Regions from separate parts of the Mus musculus genome. Here all the other regions are linked to region 1. The links are chromatin loops, found by intact Hi-C in ENCODE. Cell type or tissue: left cerebral cortex. All regions are shown on one strand.

Region 1 (8,000 bases):
ATGGGGTCTCCTCACAGCAACAGAACAGAAACTAAGACAGATCATTTTTTTTCACCTATGTTTGGAACTTAGCTATTTAAGACACGATATATATGTTTTCATGTGTGTCCCCATCTGCTTGTGATGACGTCAATACATCTCCTATATCAGACTAGTAGATCACACCCCACGATGTCACCTTGTGGTTTTAAGACAGTTAATTTACATAATATACCAACTGGGTCTTGCAGATTCTTCTGCAGCCATGAACCTTTAACACTGTGGCAAAAATAAGTGGCTCTTTCTTTTTGGATTTCTTCCTGACCACCCCAGATTCTTACAAAAACAAATAAACAGACAAGACCTATCTAAAAAGGCAATCATACTTTTTGTTGTTTTCTTTCTGTTGCTGTTTGTTTGTTTTCTTAAATCTTAACCCCCACCATTCAAGTCTCCTTGTGTGCCCTACATTTGCCTCTCAGCAAAATAAGTCCCCCTTGGCTAAGCTAACTGTAGCGTTGGGTTCAGCATGCTGCCCCAGTTCCCAGCAAGCTTTTGGGCTTTTGTTCTCGCCAGGGAGAATAACTCTAGAACTGAGCAGCGCATGCTCATGCGGCTTCCCAGCCACGAAAAACTTAGCTCTAATTACTAAGGTGACTTCCATCTTCTGAGCTTCTAATTGTTACCCTCTTTTTATTCCTTTTAATTTGTTTCACAAATGTATTCCCTTTAATCAGATCAAATTAAATGCCCAAATTAAAAAAAAATAACTTGGCCTTGTAATGTGCCACCAAGTATCTTAAGTAAACTGCTTTAAAAAATAATGACCAGTAACTGACAATTTAAACTTCAATATTTTCTCCTAGATAGATCTGATTTGCAAGAGACAAAAATAAAATAGATGTATCTTACACCCAAGCTCTTCTTCAATACTAGCATAGCTGACCTTCTGGGTTTGGTAACTGTACTTAGAGGCTAATATTAATGAGGACATAGGGGGCTAAAAGACAGAAATACTTTTGCCCCTTGTCCCTAGCTCTGCTATGTCCTATGGGACTCGGGAATGATGAGAGACTCCCAAGTGGTCCTATAACTCCTCTGCTGAGTCACTTGTTCTAATGGCCAGGAAGATCATGTGTACATTCCACACAGAGGAGAGTCAACATAGAGAAAAATGTCTGCCATGCTCCCCAAAAAAGCCATATTTCCTCCATTATCCTAGTGTCTAATGTACATGCACTGGGAAACACAGTACTCCTAATATAAAGAATTAGAGAGAGAAAATAATATAGTTGTACTTGATAGTTATACTATGTGGAAAGAATCTATGCAAAGAAGAGAAAACGTGGTACTTTGCTTATTACTTGGAAGAAAATCTGTAAATATAAAGTTGCTATTGTGTTCTTAAGACATGATAACTATTCCATCTTTATTTATGAGGCCCCCCTCCCCCACTTTGTACCATCTTGAGGTTTGGAGTGTTTCTGCTCCAAAGCAAAGCTCCCTCCATGACCACCACTGATGTTACTACTGGTGCTAGGTAATGAGAGGTTATTGAAAGTTACAGGGCTGGGCTTGACTTGATCCTGGATTGCACAATCTCCTAGGTTTCTTGATGAATATGCTCTGTGCTTTTAAGAATGACAAAAATTCAATAAAGAAAGAATTATTGCACCAGTGATGCAAGAACTCCTAGGTCCAATCTCTAGCAACACACACACACACACACACACACACACACACACACACACACACACCTTTAAAGGAAGAAGCATTTTTGAAACTACAAGTATTTAAAAACCATGATGTTGTCCTACACAAATTCTGATTGAATAAATTTGAAGAAGTACATTTTGTTCTAACAAAGTACCTATTTATCTAAGCATTTTGTATTTTTTTAATGATAAAAGCTATCCCCTTCATGATGACACTTTTTCCTAGTAAGGTTAGACTATGTATTTGTTGTTTGTTTGTTTGTTTGTTTGTTTGTTTGTGGTTTGTGCGTGATAATGAATTTATGAACTCTATTGTTTTAGGGTTGATCAATTGCCCCAAACAAGTTACAAAATATGGTTCTTCTGTGAGGTTACAGCCTCATCAGCTTGGAAGTTATAAAAGATCGACCACTCTCCTCCTCTCCTCCTCTTCTCCAAAAATGACTTTCAGGACTGCAGCTTTTAGGGAGCAGTTGTAGTCAGAAAGTAGGGACCAGAAAGAGACATACCAAGACTAGTATATGAAAGAAGGTATTGAGGGCCAGGGAAATGGTTCAGTGAGTTTAAAATACTGCCAAGTCTGATCCACAAGGTGGAAGGAGAGATGTCCTGCAGTGTTTGATGTGGTATATGTGTGTGTGCGCACATGTGTGCATGTATACACATGCACACAAATGAAAGAATAAATGTGCAACCAATTGTTTTTAAAAAGAAAGAAGCTAGTTGTCAAAGAAAGACTAGAAATCTTTCTCCACCTGGACTACATGCAACAACAAAAAAAAAAAGAGCAGGTGGTGAAAACGTGCCATGTGCTGACATTCTGCCCAGGGTATTTTGTGTACATGTTCACAAACCCACTCCCCCATCCCACAAACCCACTCCCCAGCCCACAAGCCCACTCATCCATCCCACAAGCCCACTCCCCATCCCACAAGCCCACTCCCCATCCCACAAGCCCACTCCCCATCCCACAAGCCCACTCCCCATCCCACAAGCCCACTCCCCATCCCACAAGCCCACTCCCCAGCCCACAAGCCCACTCCCCAGCCCACAAGCCCACTCATCCAGCCCACAAGCCCACTCCCATTCCTGAAGTGCTTCTTCTCTTTCTTAATAGCCTGTTTCTATTTCTGTTTCTAGTCCTGTCCAATTCTTTGTCACGGGACATGGGGGGCTTAGAGATCTCAGTGAGTACCTTGAGACTCAGGTCTGTACCTCTATCACAGAGACACTCCAATCTGGGGCCATGGTAGATCTACATATAAGGTCTGTGGGGAGCCGTAACTCGATTGAAGCACAAGTTCAGGGAGAAGCTATGGGGCTTTCCAGCTCACCAACTATTGTTCTTCTGTAAGTTTAGAGCACACTTCTGAGAAATGCCGTGGTGCCTGGTAAATCACTAGCATTGGGGAAAAGGGAATAGTGGCTTCTACTAATTCTGTGAAGGAAATAGAAAAACACATTTCTAAGCAGAGAAGACAAAAAAAATGAGAAAAGTAGAGAAAAACCCAGAAGGGGACAATGTCTGATTCCCTCTTGTTTTATAGTGTGCATGTTCATATCAACCCAGGTTGAGAAGTGCCAGGACCACCCATAGGTGGAGCAGGTAGGCTTCCATGGTGTGATTTAACGTGCAGGAAGACTCCAGGCCCTAAAATAGTTCTTTTCCCTGGCTTGACAGGGCACATTAAGTAACGATTGCCTCAGGTTTCTCTATTTAAATGCAAATAACTCTGGCAAAGATAATAAGTTATGAGAGTCATTAAACATCAGTGTGATTAGCTTATTAGATTGTTTTCCTAGAAGACTCCTGAGGGAGCATTGTACAAAATGGTCATGGCTTAGGGATCTGTCCACAGCAAGTCCCTCCATCTCAACATGCCTCAACTCCCTCTACAGTATGGACTCCAGGATTTGTCCCGGCTAGTTCTCAGATGTGGTCGGAGTGAGCAGGAGGCTGTGACGCAACAGAGCATCTCAAGCATTGACTGTCACAAGCAGAAATGACAACACTGGTGGCCTGAGGGGAAACAGTAGGGGTTCATATTGAGGTCTTGATTCTCAGCCAGAAAAATAGGCAAGGACACGAGGGGAAAGGCAAAATTCCAGGGGCCAAAAATAAAAAGATACCCAACCTAAGCATTCATGCATGAAAGGTACATTAAACAACAGGATACCAGGCTTACCCATAAAATGAAAGAAAAAAAAGCTGTAAAATGATAATATCCAGAGTAGAAGAATACAGATGAAAGGGGGCTGCTAGTGGGAATACAAACTGTCTATTTAGCATCATGGATCAAAAGACCTTAAATGTGTGAGCCAGCAATTCTAACTCCAAGAATGGACTGGAATAAATAAAGGAGAATGTGTACCTGATTCAGCTGCAGGCATTCTCACCACAATATTGGTTTTAATCACAAAGACTCTAGAAATTATCTAAATGACCGACAGAAAATTCATCATAAATCATGGTACAAACCTTAAACTGTATCCTAGACCTGTTTTGAAATATATATATATGAGAAGTATATTTATTAACAGGAAAATATGCCTAATAATCTTTGGGACAAAAGGCTGTAAACACATGTATTATGCATTCATATTATGTATCTTCTTATCAAGAGGTGTTTGCAGAAACATGAATAGTAGCTATAAATATTGTGAACTCACAGAGTCATTTCTTTCCTTTCATTGTTTAACTTTGTTTGCATGTGTAAAAAACTTTCGCTAAGAGGCATTCAAGGAAAGGAGAAAAATTCTCATAAGAGGAAAGCCTTTTTTTTTTCTTCAGTTTGAGCCAAGAATTTTTTAATCTATAAAGTGAGGGGAGAGAGAACAGCTTCCTTATGTAGTCTGTGAAACTCTGAGGAAAAGGGATAAGAAATGCGTGAAAAGAGTTTTGAAGTCAATAAATCTCCCCGTGGCATCAAAGAAGAGGAAGGCTGTGGAACCGTTATTTCTGCTCAATTGCTTGTAAAAAGAAAAGAAGAAAAAGAAAAACCTGGTCTCAGCAATGGTAACAGCAGGTTGCTCAGTTGAATAGGAAAACTCATCTCAACAAAGCCAAATAGGAGGGAAGAGAGTTAAAAGCAGCTCTGAAGAAGTACATCAATTAACGCAAGGATGCATTTTGTTAAAGTGACTGGAGAGTGAGTCCAGGCAGTTACTTCCGTGAGTACCTGCTCCTTCTAGCTGCGGTGGGTTCGAGTAGGCAGCCTGTACTGACACTGCGCATTGCGCATGAGCTTGGGGCGCAGGGGGCACAGGAGGCTGAGCCACTAGTGGGAGTAGCTGCATGTAGCAACTCATATTTTCAACAGTAGTGAGGAGATCTTTCTTCCTGATTTTGCTAGCTCCTCACCACAATCAGTCCATTGCTTCATAAGTGCATGACCCAAACAGAGTCCTGCAGTACAGCACAGCCACGAGGATTGGCAGAGCAGCTTACTGAGCCCTCTCCTCCAAGCACCCTTGCTGAGAGCAGACACAGCATCTCAGCCCTCAGACACAGCTCCAGCAAAGGGTGAGAAGCAGGAGCGAAGGGACGAGGTAATTTGCCTCCAGAGCTGTTCCCTAGCCTGAGTTCCCTCCTCTTCACCCTGTTTTCACAAAGACTAAGACCTTTCTCCTTTGACAACACCCACTTTACAATCGTTAGTGGATACAATGGTATAGAACCAGAGTGCAGCATAGGAAGTGGCTAAGGCAGACAAAACACCTCCACTCCACCAGTGGAGTTAACATCCTAGTAGAAGAGACAATGAACAACAGAACAGCAATAAAATGTTGATGAAAGTAGAGAGTGGAGTGTGATAGAGCCCTTGACTTTGGTGACTATCTGCCTGGGTGCTGGTAAGCCCTGGGGCACGGTGTAAGAACCTCAACTTATATAATGTGTAATGAGAAGCCAACTGGGGAATAATATGATCAAATGTGTGTGTGTGTGTGTGTGTGTGTGTGTGTGTGTGATCATGTTACACATATATGTATATATGCATATATGTGTGCATATATATATCATATATGTCATATATAAGTATATATACAAATACATATATTTACATATTATTTCTGATCTGTTGACTGACCTACTTAGAAATTTACGTGAAACTCTTCAGGTTCTTCTTTTAAAATGCAAACATTTTCAACATCGGTAGCATCTTCATTGGAATGTGCTGATTATAACCTTTTCTCTCATTCCCTCTCAGTTGACAGTGAAAGTGCTGGGCATCTGCCCGGGGCTCTGAACCCAGGCAGAAGCATTTTACACAGCAGGAACACATGGGTGCTCAAGGGCGAATAAAGTTTCCAAGGTCAGTGATGGAAAAGAGTGAGGAGAGAGTGTCAGCCATGGAGCCAAGCGCTGCTAAATTCAGACTCTGAGACCTTACTCCCTGCCTGCTAATAGTGCAGTCTTGGCCAGCTTCCATTCTTAGAAGTTGGTAATAAAAGAACATGAAACAAGCATTCCCATAGTTGGAAATTATTGAAATGTATCTAAGTCATGCCTGTGAGTTCCTGCTGCACCATGCTGTAGGAGCACGCTGGGACTTAATTCAGGATCGTAACACTGAGTCTGCCCATCTAGGTGTTCCAGCTTTGAGGATGAGTCAGAGAGCAGTAACGTCCACAGGCTGCTTCTGGGGGCAGGGTTTCACTTTCTCCGAAAGTGATGAGATTTTGGAAACAGACTTTGGCAAAGAAATGTTCTTCTGCTAAATATAACAGGGAGGGTAGACATCCTACTCCACCCCAGTCTCTAAGCACTTTTAAATGTCTGTGTGACTCTCTACCAAAATGAAAAAAAAATGTGGCTTTTTGGTAAAATCTTATGCTGTTTTAGTTGGCAAGGTGAGCTGGAATCCACATCTAATTCTTAGAGGACTTGGCAAAATGGCAACTATTCTGCAGTTTGGAAGAGATCTAAGGTTGCCCTCCTTGACTTAGAGCACAGCATATTGTATATAGCTGCTTAGAGGGCAGTCAGGACTTCTAACAGTCAGTCTTGACTTGATTACAGTGTCTGCCTGAGGAGTGAATCCATAAACTTAACAAACCAAATCCATAAAATAATGAGTTGAGGAACCTGGAAAACGTTCTACAATGTGAAGAGGAGTGTGTGTAAAGACATAGAAGGTGAAGAAAATGCTAGAGAGTGAAAGAAAGATGAAATTTCAAGACCTGTAAGTCATATAAAGTACTCAGAAATTGCTGGTTGTTTGTGAGCCTAGAGGCTGCTTGGGGCTGAGAAAAAAGAAAAACAAACCCAGGTATGCCCCGTAGTTAAAACATTCCTGGGAACAGCTTAACCTTAAAGATAAAGAGGAATGTGAGGACATAACAGGGCTATCTGAACTGAGTCAACAACTCACAGAACTCTGACACCCTGCATGTACATGTAATTTTTCTGCTGATGTTTGAATAACCCAATAGTGTGTTGCTATGCTGAGTTCCACACCCCTAAGTCCCTTACCCCATAAAAACCCCTAGCTTTCGAGTCTCGTGGCTGACATCCGTTATCTCCTGTGTGGGATGCATGTCGTGATTCTTTGGGTGCCCGCCGAATCGAGAATTGAGTGGGGGTTTCCCCACTAGGTTCTATCAAGAGAAGGTGTTGTGTTGGGACCAAGAGGCAAGGTCCCTGAATGTGCTGGAGACAATAGACCAGCATGAGACTCTAAAGAGGAGAGAAAGTTAGGAAGCCCTCACCTTCTAATGAAGCTTCACCACCCTTTCTGTAGGTTATGCTCACCCCCCAGTGGGGCACCACAGACACACACCTCTTCAAAGCAAGGCAGGGGGTTGCCAGGAAGGAACCACTGGGGACAAACTCCTCAGTGTTGTACACTTGACCCTTTCAGCCTTCACTGTCTCAAATGAGCAACTACGACCCTGGCCTATGGGGCTGGAGAGATGTGTCAGAAGTTAAGAATACTTGTGCCTACAGAGGACCTGGACTGGGTTCCCAGCAACAACATGGTGGCTCACAGCCATCTTAACTCCAGTTCCAGGGAATCCAATACCTTCTAAACTCCTTGGGCACCAAGAACATATATAGCATATAATATATGTAGAATTAGTATATAGTATTAGAATTTGTATTCTAATATAGCATATTAGAATATAGTATTATAGTATAATATATACATGAAGACAACACACACACACACACATATATATGGTAAATAAATCTTTAAAATATATCTCCAGCATACTTAACCTGCTTCTCCCAAACTGCAGCTTCTCACTGATCTGAAATAAACAGATTTTATCTCCCCAGCTCAACTAAGAATAGAAACACTTCTT
Region 2 (8,000 bases), 180 kb after region 1:
ATTAAAAAGTTGGAAATCAACAAATGAACATATATTAATAAAGGCACTTGCCATCATGCCTGACAACTTCAGCTCAATCTGAGACCCACAGGGTGGAATGGGGAAATTATTCCCCTAGTTGTCCTTTGACCTCTACACGTGTGCTATAATGCAACAGTGTCAGCAATGCCTTCTGTTACCTCGCCTGCACTAGGTCTCCAAGCATTGCTTCTGCAGTGCCCTCCCACTTGCAAGTTTCCAGTTACACACACTCTCTCTAAAGGTAAAAAAAAAATTGCTTAAATCTAGGAGGAATTGATATGAGAAACTGTAAAGTTTTTTTAATCATTCATCCATCAGCAAGTAGAGTAGAAACTGTATTTATTCATAATTACACACCCATGCATCTGCAGCAAACAAATAATAACTGTATATTCAACAAATAATAACTGTATATTCTTCCCAACAGTTTGTTACTCTTTATGCTCAGAAGTCAACCAGAGTGTTTTGGATTAGGGCATATTTATATGCCACTTGTAATATGCTTTCTGGGTTGCCCTAGCCTTTGAAGTATTCCCTTCTCACTTGGAGTACTGAGCCACCCAGGGCGAAAGAACACTAAGGAGCAGCACCACAGAGCTTGTCACACTCCTCGTCCTTCTCCATGAAACCCTTGGTTAGGGATGTTTGGACAACTGGCACCTTTCAATTTCTTGCCCAAACCTAGAAGAGTGACAATTCAAAACTAGATTTTGGTACAAAACAGATGTAGAATATTCTTAAAATGTCAATTTCTAATTGAATTGTGTTCCCTGAAATTTTTTTTTCATGGCTCACCCATTTTATTTTTAAGAATTTTGATTTTTCTGCTATGCCTCACTTGGGAAGTGAATACAGGTATGGCTGCTTTTTGGCCACTGGCCTTCATTTCTTCACACCAGCAGAGGTGGAAGCACCACAGCATGGAAGAAAGAGGCACAGCTCCCTGAACACGCAGACGTGGCTTTACCCGTGAAGGAGATCCCTACTGAGGACCACTTGACCACATCCCTATGCACACAGAGCACTTACCCAATGCGTATTTTCAGCATGCCGCTGAACAACTCAGGGCTGTTGGAGATGATCCAGCCGATGTGGATGACCAGTTCTTGCTGAATGACTGCCTCCCTCTCATCGTGGGTATTGCACTTATAATAGATTATGTTCTTAATCACTCTTGGAGACAGTGGGTTAGAGATGACCTCCTCTTCATGTCCAAAGGCACCTAGAGTTACCTATAAGTACCAGAATTTTACTGTTAAAAAAAAAAATTCTGAGTTACAAAAAAATAAAAAATAAAAAAAATAAAAATCAAGGCTCAGGATGACTGGCAGGCTGAAATTGCTCTATGTAAGCTAGGGAGTTAGTCAGAATAATTGTTCCTGATATTTATTAAAATGGCTTTCAAAGTATGACTCCCACTGGGGTCCATGATGGTTGAGTCTGGTCTAAAATGTAAGGGCTGGTGAGGGTCTCAGGGAAGTGAAGGTGAGTAGACATAAATAACTATTAATTTGGAGGGAAGGGGGTTAGTACTAGAAAGTCCCAGGGGAACCAGAACACATTCAGTGACTGTATTTTACTACACAGTTCAGCATTTGGGAGATCTATTTTTACAGTTTTTCGAGTAGAACCGTCTGCTCTTGAATAACACTGTAACCCTTCCAAAGTCAGGAGGAAGGCCATGTAGTTCCTGTGTAGCCCCCACTTATCCTGATCATGTTAGGTATACATGGAGGGTTGTGATCCATGGCATTGGATGGCTCACCTATAGAATGAATGGGACGGCTGGCTGCCCACAAGCCTGCGAAAGGAAAGAGCTCAGAAAACAAAGCAGGAAGTGCTGACAGAGCTGGCAAGAGAAGGTTTAGGCTCTCCTCCCTGCTTGGCCAGCTGCTTCTCAGAGTGCCTGCTGCTCTTGCTTCCTCCTCATCAACACTTCCTATCTCTTTTGGATGCAGCTCATAACTGTTCGAGGCAGGAAAAACAGCACCTCAAAGACGTGCTTTCCCAGAGATGAGGGCTAAGAACTTAAACAGCCTTTCCAGTTCTGGAAGGGCTCAGAGTAAGAACTGTGTTGGAAGCTGAGGCAGGAGGATTAGGAGTCTTGGCCAGCCTGGGCTACAGTGTGTGTGTGTGTGTGTGTGTGTGTGTGTGTGTGTGTCTCAACAGAAAACAGAAGGTACATAATTAGCTCCTGGAGATAATAGCAAATAAACTACTTTTATCCAAAAGCTTGAGAGAATTTACAAGTCTGAGCAAATCACACCACTTCAGGCTGGAACAGATCTTCTGAAATAGTAAATGCACACTTTGATCTATTTCCATTTCTTGGTCTGTGAAGGGATAGGAACCAGTGGATGAAGAAACTCCTGCCTTCGGTCATTAGGCTGAACCATTGGCATCTGGTTTCCTTATCCTTTGCAGTCAGGGAATGTTTCCCTGGGAAATGTACTGGCCTGATGGATAACAGTCCAGCCATAGCTGGAGGGCAGGCTCTAAGGCTTCTAGAGTGTGGGAGCAGGGTGGCTACAGCCTATGGATATTGTTCAGAATGGATAAGACAAATTCAAGCCCACATTCCTAGTGTCAGGCCAGTGACCCTCAAGCTCTAAAACCTATGACCAGAGGTAGTGGAATCAGCTATACTTCAGTGCTTTGGGGACTAAATGCACGGAGAAACATGTTTCCCAAAGCCTGGCTAACTTTCACAGTGGTAATGGCTGTGAAAGACTCTGGCACAGATAAAGATTCTGGTAATAAAGGGTACAGGGCAAATGACTTCCTGTCCCTTGATTTACTAAACCATTGACAGTGGTTTGACGTTTACCTCCTAATATGGAGCATGGAGAAACTTCATAGAAAGTAACTTTTTCTTAGTAACTTCTTATGGGTATAATTATTTTAAATTGTTAAACAACATCATAGGAGAAGGTAAATAACATTATTCTAACATTCCCAAAGCTAGATATCTGAATGAAATTATTTTAATCTTAATTAAGATCCCTGAAATATGAGCAATTAGTTGATGGTATTGAGGAAGTTAGAAAACTTCATTATTATTAAAGCTTACTATATTCCTAGATTAGCTGTCAGGAACACACAATAAACACATACATTCCAAAGGAGAGACAGAAAGCAACTAGATTTTTTTCACTGTAATCAAACAATAAATCAGCTACATGATTAGAGATTACAGAAAATGAGCAGCAGCAGCCAACACCACATGCACAGCTCAACCCAACCCATTTACCATCAAGGATTGTAGAAAGAGACACAGGACTGGAGAGGGAGGAGAGCAGAAAAGACAAAGAGGAAAGGAGGGAGGGAAGAAGGAATGGGGGAAGAAAGGAAGAAAGAGGGAGGGAGGGCGGGGGGGGGAATGAGGGCTGGAGGGAAGGAGGGAGAGAGAAAAGTGAGAAAGGGAAAGAGAGAGAGAACAGAGGAGAGAGACACGAGGGAAGGAGGGAAGGAAAGAGGAAAGATAGGGACTGAGGAAAGGAAAGGAAAGGAAAGGGAGAGAAGGGGGGAGACAGGAGAGAGAACAGAGGAGAAAGGGAGGGAGAGGGAGATGGAGATGGAGAGGGAGAGGGAGAGGGAGAGGGGAGAGGGGAGAGGGAGAGAATGAGAATATGAACTGTAGATGGCCCTGTGAGCAGGAGTGGCAGATTGACCGGGTGGGTAGGAAGCAGCTCTGGGAAGAGATGGCCTGAAGGGTGAGGAATGGAGGAGCAGGGCAGGCATGTCGATTCTGCCTCTTCCTGAACATTAATGAGTTTCTTAGGAGTGGTAAGGGAGCAATCAGGTGGAGTGGAAGCTTAATGTGTTCTCTGCTATGGACCTAGCTTTTCTCTGCCCATCACAAAGCTGTCTGAATGCCCCAGAAGGTGCATTTTCTACACTAGAATCTGCACTGAACTCAAGCAAACTTGGGGACTGAAGTTATAGTCCCAGGGTATAGGACAAAAGTGAGATGGCCCACTAAGTACTCTGCAGCTCTCAGACTGTACACGCTATTGTTTTTGCAGGAGGAAAGAGACTTTTGAAGAAATTCCCAAACCACTCACTGGTAATCTCTTTGTGGGCAGTCTATGACACCGACCTATACCAGATGTAAGTGTCCTAACTAGAAATTGTTGTGTCTGTGAGTGTGAAAAGCAGATACTTACCTGTTTGCCCTGCACTAAAACATTAGTAATGGATGGGGCCAGGCTGTCCACTACTTTATTTAAAAGACTTGCTGCACGGCGTACAACCGACCTGAGGGCAAAGAAGAAAGCAGGCCAGATCTTCACAAACAGAAAGACGGTGAATAAATGGTGCCCTTGATGGGGAACCGTACAATGTATGCAGTCAGGTCCTCCCATGATAGAGAGAAGCAGTGAACTGCCATTAGACCTGACCCTTGAAAGAAGACCATCTATAATTAGGGAAAGTCATGTCTCACACTCACCTCAGCCACCAAACTGTGGCAAAGGGCATCAGTGATGCCAAGATCAATTTCAAAAAAATAAGGGAAAGAAAAAGCAGAGTCTCTAGCTACTCTTTTAATTGGGATGGGAGAGGAAGGAATTAAGAGGGTACTCTGCTTCATATTAAAAAACACATAAAAAGGATCATGTGCCTGTGACTGATGACTGATTCCCATATCAATTTATACTATGCTTCTCTGTACAATATTATTTTTTAACTACATGTGTGAGTGACTGTGTATAGGTGAATGTGTGTGTGTGTGTGTGTGTGTGTGTGTGTGTGTATAAGCATGTGAGTGCAGGTGCCTGTGCAGACTGGAGCCAGAGTTATCAGCAGTTCTTAGCTGCTAGATGTGAGGAACCAAACCTCGGTCCTCTGGAAGAGCAGTGTGTGCTCTTAACTGGGCCATCTCTCTGAAGCCTTGAGTTATGTTTCTTTTGGTCCTGAATAATTGGATGCCTGGATTAGGGAACTCTACTGAGTTTCAGAAATGAATTACCCTCACTTTCTTTCTTGATAAAGACAGAATGTTGGGGGAAGGAATTCACACTTCTATTTTTACATTTCTGAAAAAGTCTTAGAATGTAGAAAGAACAGATTTATACCCCCCAAATTACACCACATGCAATATATAAGACATTTCCCCTCAAAAGTAAAAATTTATGTGAACATTTAGAGAGAATAAAATCAAAATGTAGGTTTGAAAGTACCATTTTTTAAAATTTCAGCATAACCACAGAAATTGGCCTATAACAAGCATTTATATTTCTTAATTACAACATGAAAGGACTAGTAGACAATCAAGCCAGTAGCTGACCGAGTTAGTGAAACAAATACTTCCCAGTTCTAGAGAGACACTTTTATCTGAACACCAAAAGATGCATATAACCCTTGGAACACAGATAAACCCACACATATCAAGCAACTGGAGTTTCCCAAACTCTGTGCATGTTACCTGTTTCCCATGTACCAGAAAGGTGGTAATGTGCGGGGCTATAGAGGAGGAAAATTTCTGGGTAAATGCAGCCCCGTACCGCACAGCCAGCCTGGGGGCAGTGGAAAGCCATAAAAGGGAGAATAGAATAAATTAAGCTTCCAGGGTTCTATTTGTTTAAATATAACAGTCAGCATTTCTAAATGTTTGCAACTTAGTGCTTTATCAAAGTCATAAGTATTATGCAGAAGCAAGAATTGGTTTTGCTTAGCCTAAACAATACTATAGGTACAGCAAAACACACTGCCTATAAGAACATCTACTGATTACTGTACTGAGAACTTACAGTGGAAATTTGAGATATGTGAACTGGATGGTCATTGTTTCTCTGGGCAGCGAGAGTATATTTGTCATAAAGTAGAGATGAAGCACTATTTAGAAAATTTGTCCAGTCCCTTATTTCAGAGAATAGAAACATGAGGTTTACGGAGATTGGGCCTCATAAGAAACTACTTGAGACGTAATTCCGTCAAAATGCAGAGCTGTATATTTGGGCATACTCTCCTCACTGTGACTGTAAATAGCTTTACTCATGGCTCCTTCAACTTAAGTGATGAGATAATTGCCTTTCATTATTTCTGCTTACAATCAAATGGTCTTTTAGGGCCTTCAAAAGGTTTTCTAAACAAGATGAAGTGATGGGTGATGCAGAAAAGCTGAATCATGATGCTGTCACCCCAGTGGGGGCTTTCTAGGCTCAATCCTGGGGGAGGCTTTTGTTTCTAGTTATTTTTCTTTAGTCTCCTGTGACATACGAATACTCTTCAAAAGTATGAAGTCAGGGTGCCATAACTTTAGAGTTTCAATGTCAAAATGATGATGAGTAACATCTGTAAGAATCAAATGTTGTCTTTAAGCTACTGAATACAACAGTACGACAACTATAACGTGACAAGGAAACTAATACAAACCAAAGCTTTTTGCTGCCAGCTCTTCTATACACTCTCTCAATGTGATCAGACACAGTTCCTAGACAGAGAATAAGAAAAGTCTTCACTGAAGAAAGTTTTTAATTAAATGTACAACATTTATTTCCTCTTCAAAAACAAGAGAAAACATCCTTGTATTGAACCGACCAGTTTAAATCTGCAACCCAAATGAGATTGTGTGTTCCCAGCACCTTTGCTACATGGTACAGTTTTCAAAATTCTAATTTTTTTAATATATGTGCTGCTGAAGCGAGCACCAAAATTCTATTTTTTAACTGATATGTAACTTTTTGTAAGTTTTTAAGCAAATAAAAGTATTATTTTACCTTTCAACATGAAACAGAACACATTAAAATTAGTCAACTGAGTAAAAGCCTACTTTTTAAATGGAAGTCCCTACGTCTCTGGTAAGTGTGTGAGGCTATGATCATTCTAATACTCTGGTTAGCACAGCCCTAGCATTCACACTTTGGCCATGTCTCACACGTGCTCTGCACTCTTGCTGGTTTTGTCAGTAAGAAACAGTGTGATATAATTGAGTGCCAAAAGTTAGCAAGGATAAGGAAAAAGATCTTTACATTTTTCTCCTCACTTATTTTTACAGTCTTAATTTAGATTAAATGATACCCTGGTCCCATAGATGCCTGCAAAAGCTGGGCCTGTTGGTACATGCTGTATTCCAGGCTACGGAGCAGGCTGAGGTGGGAGTGCTGCAAATGCAGAGCTTGCCTGGGCCAGAGAGGGTCAGAGGAGAGTGAGGGCAACTTAGTAAGAACACTTCAAAATAAAGAGCAATAGCGCGGGTGGAGATGCAGCTCGGTGCAGAGCATTTCTGCTTTGAGTCAGCACTGTTGGAATGCCAGTGGTTAGTGCATCTCCACTTTAACCAAATCAGCATGTACTGCTAGACAGGGGTTTGAGATAATCCAAAAAGTCCGATGACTGGAAATATATGTTTCAACATATCCTATATTCTTCTGTACTATAAAATGCCAGAAAAAGGTCATGATGTAGAACTTAAGGATTCCCCACAGCAACGACTGCATACAAATGTGGATTTCAAGGATCACCAGGTCTCCTCCACAGGGCAGTGTGGCCACAGACACACTTAGAAATGATTTACTTTTATAGATCACTTTCAGAGCAAAATTCTGTTCCAAACGACTACCACAAACCATCAAGAAGCCAGTTTCCATAAATATAACTATTCAATACTATTCTTGAGAAATTACAGGAAATAAAGCAGGAAACAGAAATGTCAACAAGCAACTAAGGAGTGAACAGAAGTTCAGGGTCCCAGGCGGAATCCAGGCTCTATGCTGAGCAGAGAAGCAAGGCACTGCCTGAGGGCAAGGGTGAAGGAGGCTTTCCATGTGAGAGGGTGGGAGATTTAATAGAAGATGAAATAACTCAGAGCAGTGGGCACTGTTATGTATGACTGATAGATATTCACATTACAGAGCCCCTTTTATAGATATGCCCCCTGCTCATTTACTCTTACCTTCCATTGTGATAAAGTTAGGGCCCTCTCTTTTGAGCAGTATACCCAGCAGGATGGTTTGACCAGCCAGACAACCGCAGTCCTG
Region 3 (8,000 bases), 120 kb before region 1:
AAGTTAGGCAGCACATAGCCGAGGAGTGGATCTTAAACCCATTCTAGGCAGACCCGGGGAATGAACCTCTTTGCCATAACCTTATGCTCCCTTTTAGAGTAAAGAGTTCAAGTCTTACCTGGTTCCAAAGCATGGTTTGGCTACAGTGTTGCACAAGATGTGCAGGTAGTGTGTACTGGATCTGCTTATGAAAGGAGTTATAGTTGTGCGCGTGCTCAGAACATGATCAGCATCTCCACTCCGCCTCTCAGCCCAGTGCCCTTCACGAGTGAGGATTGTAGCTGAGCTCTTTATGCTCGTTGTATACCATTTACACGAGATAGGATGGATCCGGATGAATTAAAGGACCAACCAATCACTGAGGGAAAACCCAGCCCCCACTAGGAAGAAGTACATGCCAGCACTCTACCCTGTGTCTCAAGAGAAAGGCGAGGGCCTGGGCACTTCCCTGGTAAGCTCTTGTTCCTGTGAGTCCTGATGGCTCCAGCCTCCTCTAGCCTAGGTCCATGTTCCTCTCTGTCAGCATCTGCACTCCAAGCTCCCAATGAGCTTCATTTCAAATGCTAACATGGCAGATGAACAAATTATAGATGAAAAACTGCTCTCTGAACACATCTATTTATAATGATACATAAAATCTGGTGTTTAAAGAAAACAGTTCTCCATAAAGAAAGCCCCTGATCACAATGTGAGCTGCCAGGAGGCTGACTGGAAAGCAAGAGAGGTATGGAGCTTTCTTGCATATAAAAAGCACAATCAAAGAGCCATCTGCCCCCATCGATTATGATGGGGATTGACAGGCAATTCTATTAAGTGTAATCTTCAGATTGAGGCTTTCATGAGTGTCGTGCAAGAACGAGGTCTTGCTAAAGATTTATTATGCTTATGAGCTATCTGTGTACAATTATTCAAAACAGACTGGGAGTAAATTATTTTCTCGAATGTACTTCAAATGAGTGTGTACACTCGGGCTCTTGAAGTGCAGGCACTGTTTGAAGGGCTCTTGATACCCTGCTACTTTATTTGGCATGTCTTTTAAAGTGTCAGCAAGAGATCTTTGTTTGGGGATACTTTTAAGCATTCCTGTATGACATGGAGAACAAACAATGACCGGCTTATAATAAAGTCGCATCTTGAGGGGACACTGAATTCAGGGTGTGCTATGTCTGTTTTTCTATGATGCTGTGTGAATGTGGTGGAGACTATTGGTATGTTTGCACTGGGGACCAGGAAAGGCTCCCAAATCTCCACAATTTAATCACAGTGCCCCCGTCTCACAGTTGGAAACTTCTAGCCACCCTCATGCCACGATTCAACCAGATTTCACTGTCTTGAGCAAATGTCCTTCCAGTGGTTCCCATTGCATCTTTTGTCTTGTAGGACTTTAGGGGACGTAATACAGCCCGTTGTTTCCTTCTTCAGGAGAGCCAGCCCTGAAACCTTGAAAGCAACAACCATGTTCTTGAGGCAGGCTCTGTGCATACCTTACTTCTTCTAAGGGCCAAGGTCATGAAGAGAGAGGGACTTCAGACTCCGTTCTCTAAGAAAACAAAATACCTAGGCATTCCTTGCACTCCCCTCCCCCACCCACCCCCAAAGTGTTCACCAGCCTATCTTCATCAAACCTTTCAGAGGCTATAAAGTAAATTATCCTAGAGCCAAATACAAATATCAGTATAACTCAGAGAATGGGGACGGGGGGGGGGTGAATTTTGTATCACCAGAGACAGACATGGAGGATGAAGGCAACATTTAGGTTGTCGGTTAGTTTGGGTTAATATTTAACAATCCAATGTTCTCCATGTCAAAACTCCTCGGGCATATAAATGTGGCTCAGGTAAAATAGGAGATTTTTTTTCTTCTCTGCAGCTCTGAATTTTATTGTATTCTTTCTGCAGTCCTGTCGTCAAGCACTCCAAACTGACTCTCTTGTCTATGACACCCAGCTACCCGTTCTTCTGCCCCTGAGTTGAAGACATTTCTAGTCACTGAATTAATTCAGAGTATCTTCCATGAAGCCAACTGTTCTCCTGCGTTCTCTTCCCTTGTCTAGTGATGACGTCAGCTGCAGGGGAAGAACTGAAGCTAGTGGCCACGTCAGAAAAGATGGTGAAGGGAATGGAGAAGTCAAAGCTCAGAGGAAAAACTACTGTAACAAGGACACAGGGTGACAGGATAGCAGCTCTGGGGTCAGCCAGTGTGTATGTGTGTGCATCTGTCTGTCTGTGTTTGTGTGTGTCTGTGTGCATGCACACCTGTGGTGGGGGAGGGGGCTGTGCACAAACTCTGGAGCTACCAGTGACCCAAGTAGGTTCTTGCTCTGTGTCTCCTTGGATCCTCAGAGCCACCCTCTTTTCATTCAAAGTGTTGATGTTATTATTTGTGCTGTGAGTCCTGCGGCGTAACATACAAGTGTGCCACTCATGGGATCTGAACAGGTTTTTCCATCGATGATGTAGGGTAGGTAACAGGCCAGGCTGACAGAAGGCAGATTGATGGTGGAAAGGGACACACAAAATGATGTAGTATTTCAATTTCTGTATATGCCTAGGAGTTCCACAGGAAAGGAGGTAGGCCCCAAAGAGAGTTAGGCCTGAGAGTTCATAAACCAGCAATAGTTTGTGAAGAAATGACAAGACAAAAGAGCAGTGTTTGGGATTTTAGGTTTGGTAAATTGTAGGGAAGTGAGTCTATACAGGAAATTAATGAAAGATAAGGATTATCTTAGTAAGTAAGGGTTATCTATGCAGACTCATCAGGGATAGAGTTATCTCCCTTCGTGGTGAGGACTGAGGCAGCATGGGTATCTTCACCAAGGGAAACTCATACCCAGATTAGGAGCAGAAAGGGAAGCAGGAACCTGTCTTCCATATACTCTTCTCATTTGTCTTTAGCTCAAAGTAAACAGACACCAGCGTGGCATGGTTTGGGCAGCCTGGTGTTCTGTGCCTGTTAGTGATAGCACAGTCATGGTGATTAATTAAAATGACTATGCAATAAGTTTAAAAGTATTCTCTTTACCAAAATGTTAGCTCTACAGAATTCAAAATCTCTTGGGCAATCTTGGTATTTAACGTCTGCATTATTCCATCTCAAACATTTCTACTGTATTTAAATTTAGGAGCCAATGCTAGTGTAGCAATTTGTCATTTCTTCTGTCCCAACAGATATCCCCAGAGGCACTAAATAAGCTTTTAGTTATTAGCCTTGGTGACTTATAAGAAAACAAAGAAGGAGCTGTGTTTGGAGGAGGGTGTAGAGAAAGAAACGAAATGGAAAATATGAGTGAACTTAGGGGCCAAAAGGACCTAGTAGGGGTGAGAGGCAAAGATGACTTCATATGAGCCAACAGAATTCTTATTCTGATGGAAGTTTTGGAACAAACATTTAATCCAGAGCTTATTAAACCTGAAGAACCTGAGACACAGAAAAAGACACATATCTACAGTGGTAGAAATAGATCACAGACTGCAGATTCAGCTTTCCATGATGCCCACCCCTCTGCCTAGGAAACTTCTCCTTCTACACCATCCTCTCCACACACCCTTGACCTAGTTAATCTCATCAGCTTAGCTCTAGCTAGGCTCAGGCATCCCCCTCCCTCACAAACCTCCCGTGAGCCCCCTGGGTCCCAGTGGCTCAGGATCTGCTAACACACTTGCAGAGCACCTGCCAATGTGTCTTTCCCACTGCCTCCTCCTCCTCCTTTTCCCACTGCCGAGGCCACACAGTCTGGGCTCCACAAGCTCCACAAGCGCATGAGTCACCCAGGAGGTGTGGATGGAGCATTGCACCGTGGGGGATGGCTTCGTTCCCACAAACTCCTCTATTCCGTTCATTCACAAAGCAGAGGGCAGAAATGGTTTCCATTCATGCATTTTTCAATAGCAAGGGTCATTAGGGAAGCTTCTCTAATTAATCCTGATGCTCACCCCTGCAGAGTCGGTGTGGTCTTTTCTCTCTCCTTGGCTCTTTTTCTCAAGTCAAACCGTGCTAGAAGACAGGAACTGGTGGGCAAATTCTGTGAATTGTCTAGTGTTTTTTTTTTTCCTAACACTTGCTCTTATCGCCCTAGACATACTTTATGTGGAACAAATTGATTAAAATATAAAATGAGAATTTACTTTGTTAGGCTCTGCAGAATATAGTTATTGGGGTGTATAAAGATCCAAGGAGCTAGAAGAAGAGGAGGAGGGAAAAGGAGGAAGGAGGAAGAGGGATGAGGAGGGAAGAGAAGGAGGGAGGGAGAGAAGAGGTGGCAGCTTCCCTAACAGCGGCCACCACCCTCAGACTGTCTTATCTTCAGCTCAGTCTCCTTGCCAAGAAGGTTGGAGGAAGAATTGCTGTTTATTGAGACAGTACTGTGTGCCAAGCACTGGGTAGAGAAACTCTCGTAAGGTATTCATTAATTATTTGAGGGCCAGCTGGGAAGACATCCGTGAAGAAAGCATATTTGCCATCAGAGATTTCCCATTTCAAAAGAAGAGACAGACTGGAAGCAAGTGAACATGTCACAGAACACAGGGTGGCAATTAAAGTCAGAAAGAGACACCATTTAGGTTAAATAAATTAGAATGCTGGGTGATAGTTCAGGCTTGCGGGGGGGAAAAAGGTTCCTTGGGAAGTGAACCTGAAACGGAATGGTGTGACCTTAAGGCTAGAGACACATTGGAGGAAGTATTCCTATCAGAGTGGATAGGCCTTTGGTGACAAGGCACAAGGGCAAGGGCTGGAGAACAGGGACACATAAGCTCTGTGAGACACAGGAGTGGGCAGAGACGTAGACAGAGGCAAGACGCCAAGTCTCTACTAAAGACTTAAACCCCTTCTGAATTTCCTAGTGGCTTGAATGAGCCTATCCACTCCTACCCCATTTCCTACAGAAGCCCCCACCGCCACCAAAGGCTCATAGATTAAATGTTTGGTCCCCAGTTTATAGAACTGCTTGGGAAGAATTAAGAAGTATATCCTATTAGAGGAGGCCAGGCTTTGAGGTCTCAAAAGACTCTGGCCATTCCCAATCTCTTTTTCTCTCTTTCTGCCTTATGATGTGGTTCAAGATGTGAGCTCTTACCTACTGCTCTAGTGCCATGTCTGCCAGCCTGCTGCTATCTCCCATAGTAATGGTCCTGGATTCTAACCCTCTGAAATAATAAGCCCCAAACAAATGCTTTTTAAAAATAAGTTGCCTTGGTCATGATGTTTTAGCACAGCAATAGAAAACGACTAAGACTCCTAGCAGTCCTTTGTAGTGTTTTGAGTGGAGGCCTGTCATGATCTAATTCACTCGGTGGATGGCTGCATCTTGTTTGATCCTCAAAAGGACCTTAAGAGATGAGCAACATTGACCTTGGTTGCTCATATAGGAACTGGGACTTGGAGACATTAAACTTCCTGCCCACATTTATGGAGCAATCTCCACAAACAGATTGTAAATCCAACTTGGACAGGATTCCAAATGCAACCTTTCACACAGTCCCACACTGTCTGAGGACACAGTCTGGGCCTTATGTGACTCTGAAACACCCTCACACTCCTAAGCTTGTGTCTGATGCCCAATGCCTGCCTTCTAAATGAATACATTAGATGCAGCTCAAACCCTTCCAGGCTCCCAGAATGCCTGGTGTTAGGATCAGATAGGAGAAGACATTGAGAGTCAAAGGATTCTTACAATCAAAAAAAAAAAATTTAAAAAGTTAAGACGTTTAGGTCTGTGTTTTTAGTAACATTCTTCTCAGGGGGGGGAATGACTGCTTTTCAGAACTTCAGATTTTACCCAGTTTGCTATTTTAAATTATCTTCAGTGTTGCCATTTCCACACTTCATCTCTGAACAATCAGCTTGTTCTTCAGTCTGAGGACCTATGGAAATGGCAACCATTAAAATTCAGCTGAGTTCTGTGCTGATTCCTAATGGCTACACACACACACACACACACACACACACACACACACACACACACACACACACCATGCCAAGAAGAAAACCTGTAAAGAGACTGTGTTCTTTCTCCTTCCTAAGTTTACAGACTCATGTGGAGCAGCACCCCTTCCCACGCTTTCTGGGGTGACCTGGAGAAAGAAAGATCATCTTCAAGTGAGCACATGTGTGCAGCCCATCCCAGCCCCTGGGACAGTCGCTTACAGTCAGAATGAACAAAACACAGCCCCTGCAGACAGACGCATTGTGTCAGAGGTAACCCTACCTGCCTAGGAACCTCACAGGCTTGTGAAGTCGCTGGGGGAACAAGACACTTTTACAAACCTGGAGCACCAGAAAGCTATGAAGGAAGCAAATGGGTATTCTGAGGGCTTCTAGGCTGGGTTAGAAACCAGAGTTCCTCTGAGGACACATCACAAAGAGGAAGAAGAGACACACATGGCTATTAGCATGCACCTAGAATCTCTCAGAACTTTGAGGCTAAGACCAGAGGATAGTGAGTTTGAGGCAAGTTTGTGCTACAGCGAGAGGTCCTGCTTCATAAAACCTTGGGCTGTCTGGGCACGATGACATATGTCTGTCATCTTAGTACTTGAGAGGTAGAGAGAGTAGGACCAGGAATTTGGACACATTGGCTACACAGTCATTCTGGGGTCTGTCCTTAAAACAAAGAATTTTCAAAGACTGTGGGTATGGCTCTGTGTTCAAACACTTTCCAAAATGGACAGTGAGTTAGGTTTGAGCCTTAGCACCACTTCTACAGCAAAAGGCAAAGGAGGGGTATCCTGGGCTAGGAAGTTTCTTAGGGTCCCAAAAAGGATAGAAAGAAGAGTTCAGGAGACATGAATGGGACTAGTTTGACCTGGGCACTGGAAATAGGGACCATGGGTGGCAGGCAGAGACTTTAGGGATCATCTGAACAGATGCTGTTCTCACCTCTCCATCCTGCAGTGTTGACTAGGGAGATCTTACACTCTGCAGAGTTTGTCAATACCCAGTCTAACAGTGCTCTGCAACACTGACAGGTGAGGAGTGGGAAGAAGGATTTGCAAAGAAAACCATTAGGGTTGCTTCCTCCGAAGGGGGACCCTAGGAGAGTTCCCTGGAACCTGGCAACGGTCCCGTGCTGTGCACCCTGGGGCCCCCAGAACCTCTGAAAATGGGAAACAGTCATTAACACAGCAAGCTGCCCTCCTCTCTCTTCACCATGATAACACTGTCACCAGAGAATGGAAAATCACTCAGACGTCTCTGCGTCTCTGCGTCTCCAAATTGCACCTCAGTGGCAGGCTGCATACAGCAAATTGCCTGGTGGAGAGCTGGCTAGGCTTGCAAGCAAAGAACTAATAAATAACCTTGAAATACACAGTCTGATGGCAGCTTTGCTCCGAGCCTCCTGGCTTCTGCCCTAGAAGGCTCATGAATCGCTGGGCCTGGCAGGTAGAGTCAGGAGAGCCGAGTCTGCCCACTGTGTTGATGACCTACAAATAAGCACCCGGTGCTGGCTTCAGGGTGGTGGCTTAGCCAGTCTCTTCTCCAGGAGTGGGGCTAACCTGGAGCAAGGCTCTGGCAAAAATCATTTCCAGCCACCTCCAGAGAGAGGTCAGAAAAGGAGCCATGCAGTCTACACAGGCAGGGATGTGGTTGCCTGGCAAACAGGATTTTCAGTGGGAGTTCAAAACCTCCTCAGGAGAGAATGTGCATGTGACTCAAGCCCTGGTGGAAGATGCAGAATTGTCAGTCAAACACATTCTCAGATTCTCCAAAGCACTTTCGCAATCATTTGTAAATTGCTCTTTCAGAGCGTTTGTGGGAATGTTAAATGACTAGGAGAAGAAATCAATACCTCAGTGCTACCTCCGGGGGTGGGCATCCCTGTGCAAAGCAAGAATCACACATCCATAGATGGATGCAAAGATGTTAGCCTCCTTGGATGAATAATAGTTCAGCAGAAGGTGGCAGGCACCAAGCTAGAAGGCTCTCTGAAATGCAAACAGACACAAAATCCGACACAGACAGCTGAGAGATGTGGAGGCCTGCTGAGGAAAAAGAAAATGGAG

What was found. A loop is a pair of places that touch in the nucleus more often than their neighbours do. Peaks named below come from ENCODE experiments on the same cell type or tissue, not always from the same donor. Only the 100,000 strongest peaks of a DNase experiment are listed, where the experiment ranks them.
Region 2: it touches region 1 in a loop (2.6-fold over the local background); 2 of 42 quality-filtered maps call a loop at or near these places.
Region 3: a loop joins it to region 1, with 2.8 times the contacts of the local background. A loop is called at or near these places in 2 of 42 quality-filtered maps.

The regions. Positions count from the first base shown.
Region 1 is chr8:86,200,352-86,208,351 of GRCm38, reverse strand. All of the region lies in intron 3 of Gm33632 (a long non-coding RNA gene), which reads right to left. It overlaps Gm33577 (a long non-coding RNA gene), which reads left to right. Exons shown (of 4, transcript XR_879041.1): 4 at 1-331. Among named protein-coding and RNA genes, the nearest start is that of Gm33577, 6.9 kb to the left of the region's middle. In left cerebral cortex, a CTCF peak has its summit at 3,278; DNase peaks (open chromatin) are centred at 534, 5,211 and 6,341; H3K27ac peaks cover 1,882 bases.
Region 2 is chr8:86,022,735-86,030,734 of GRCm38, reverse strand. It overlaps Phkb (phosphorylase kinase beta), which reads right to left. Exons shown (of 32, transcript NM_199446.2): 24 at 7,916-7,997; 25 at 6,397-6,454; 26 at 4,188-4,278; 27 at 1,051-1,253. Among named protein-coding and RNA genes, the nearest start is that of Gm33632, 130 kb to the left of the region's middle. In left cerebral cortex, no CTCF peak of the experiment used is centred here; DNase peaks (open chromatin) are centred at 1,917 and 4,960; H3K27ac peaks cover 1,610 bases.
Region 3 is chr8:86,324,579-86,332,578 of GRCm38, reverse strand. No RefSeq gene overlaps it. Among named protein-coding and RNA genes, the nearest start is that of Gm33687, 49 kb to the right of the region's middle. In left cerebral cortex, a CTCF peak has its summit at 3,777; DNase peaks (open chromatin) are centred at 4,294, 5,461, 7,252, 7,828 and 2 more places; H3K27ac peaks cover 1,652 bases.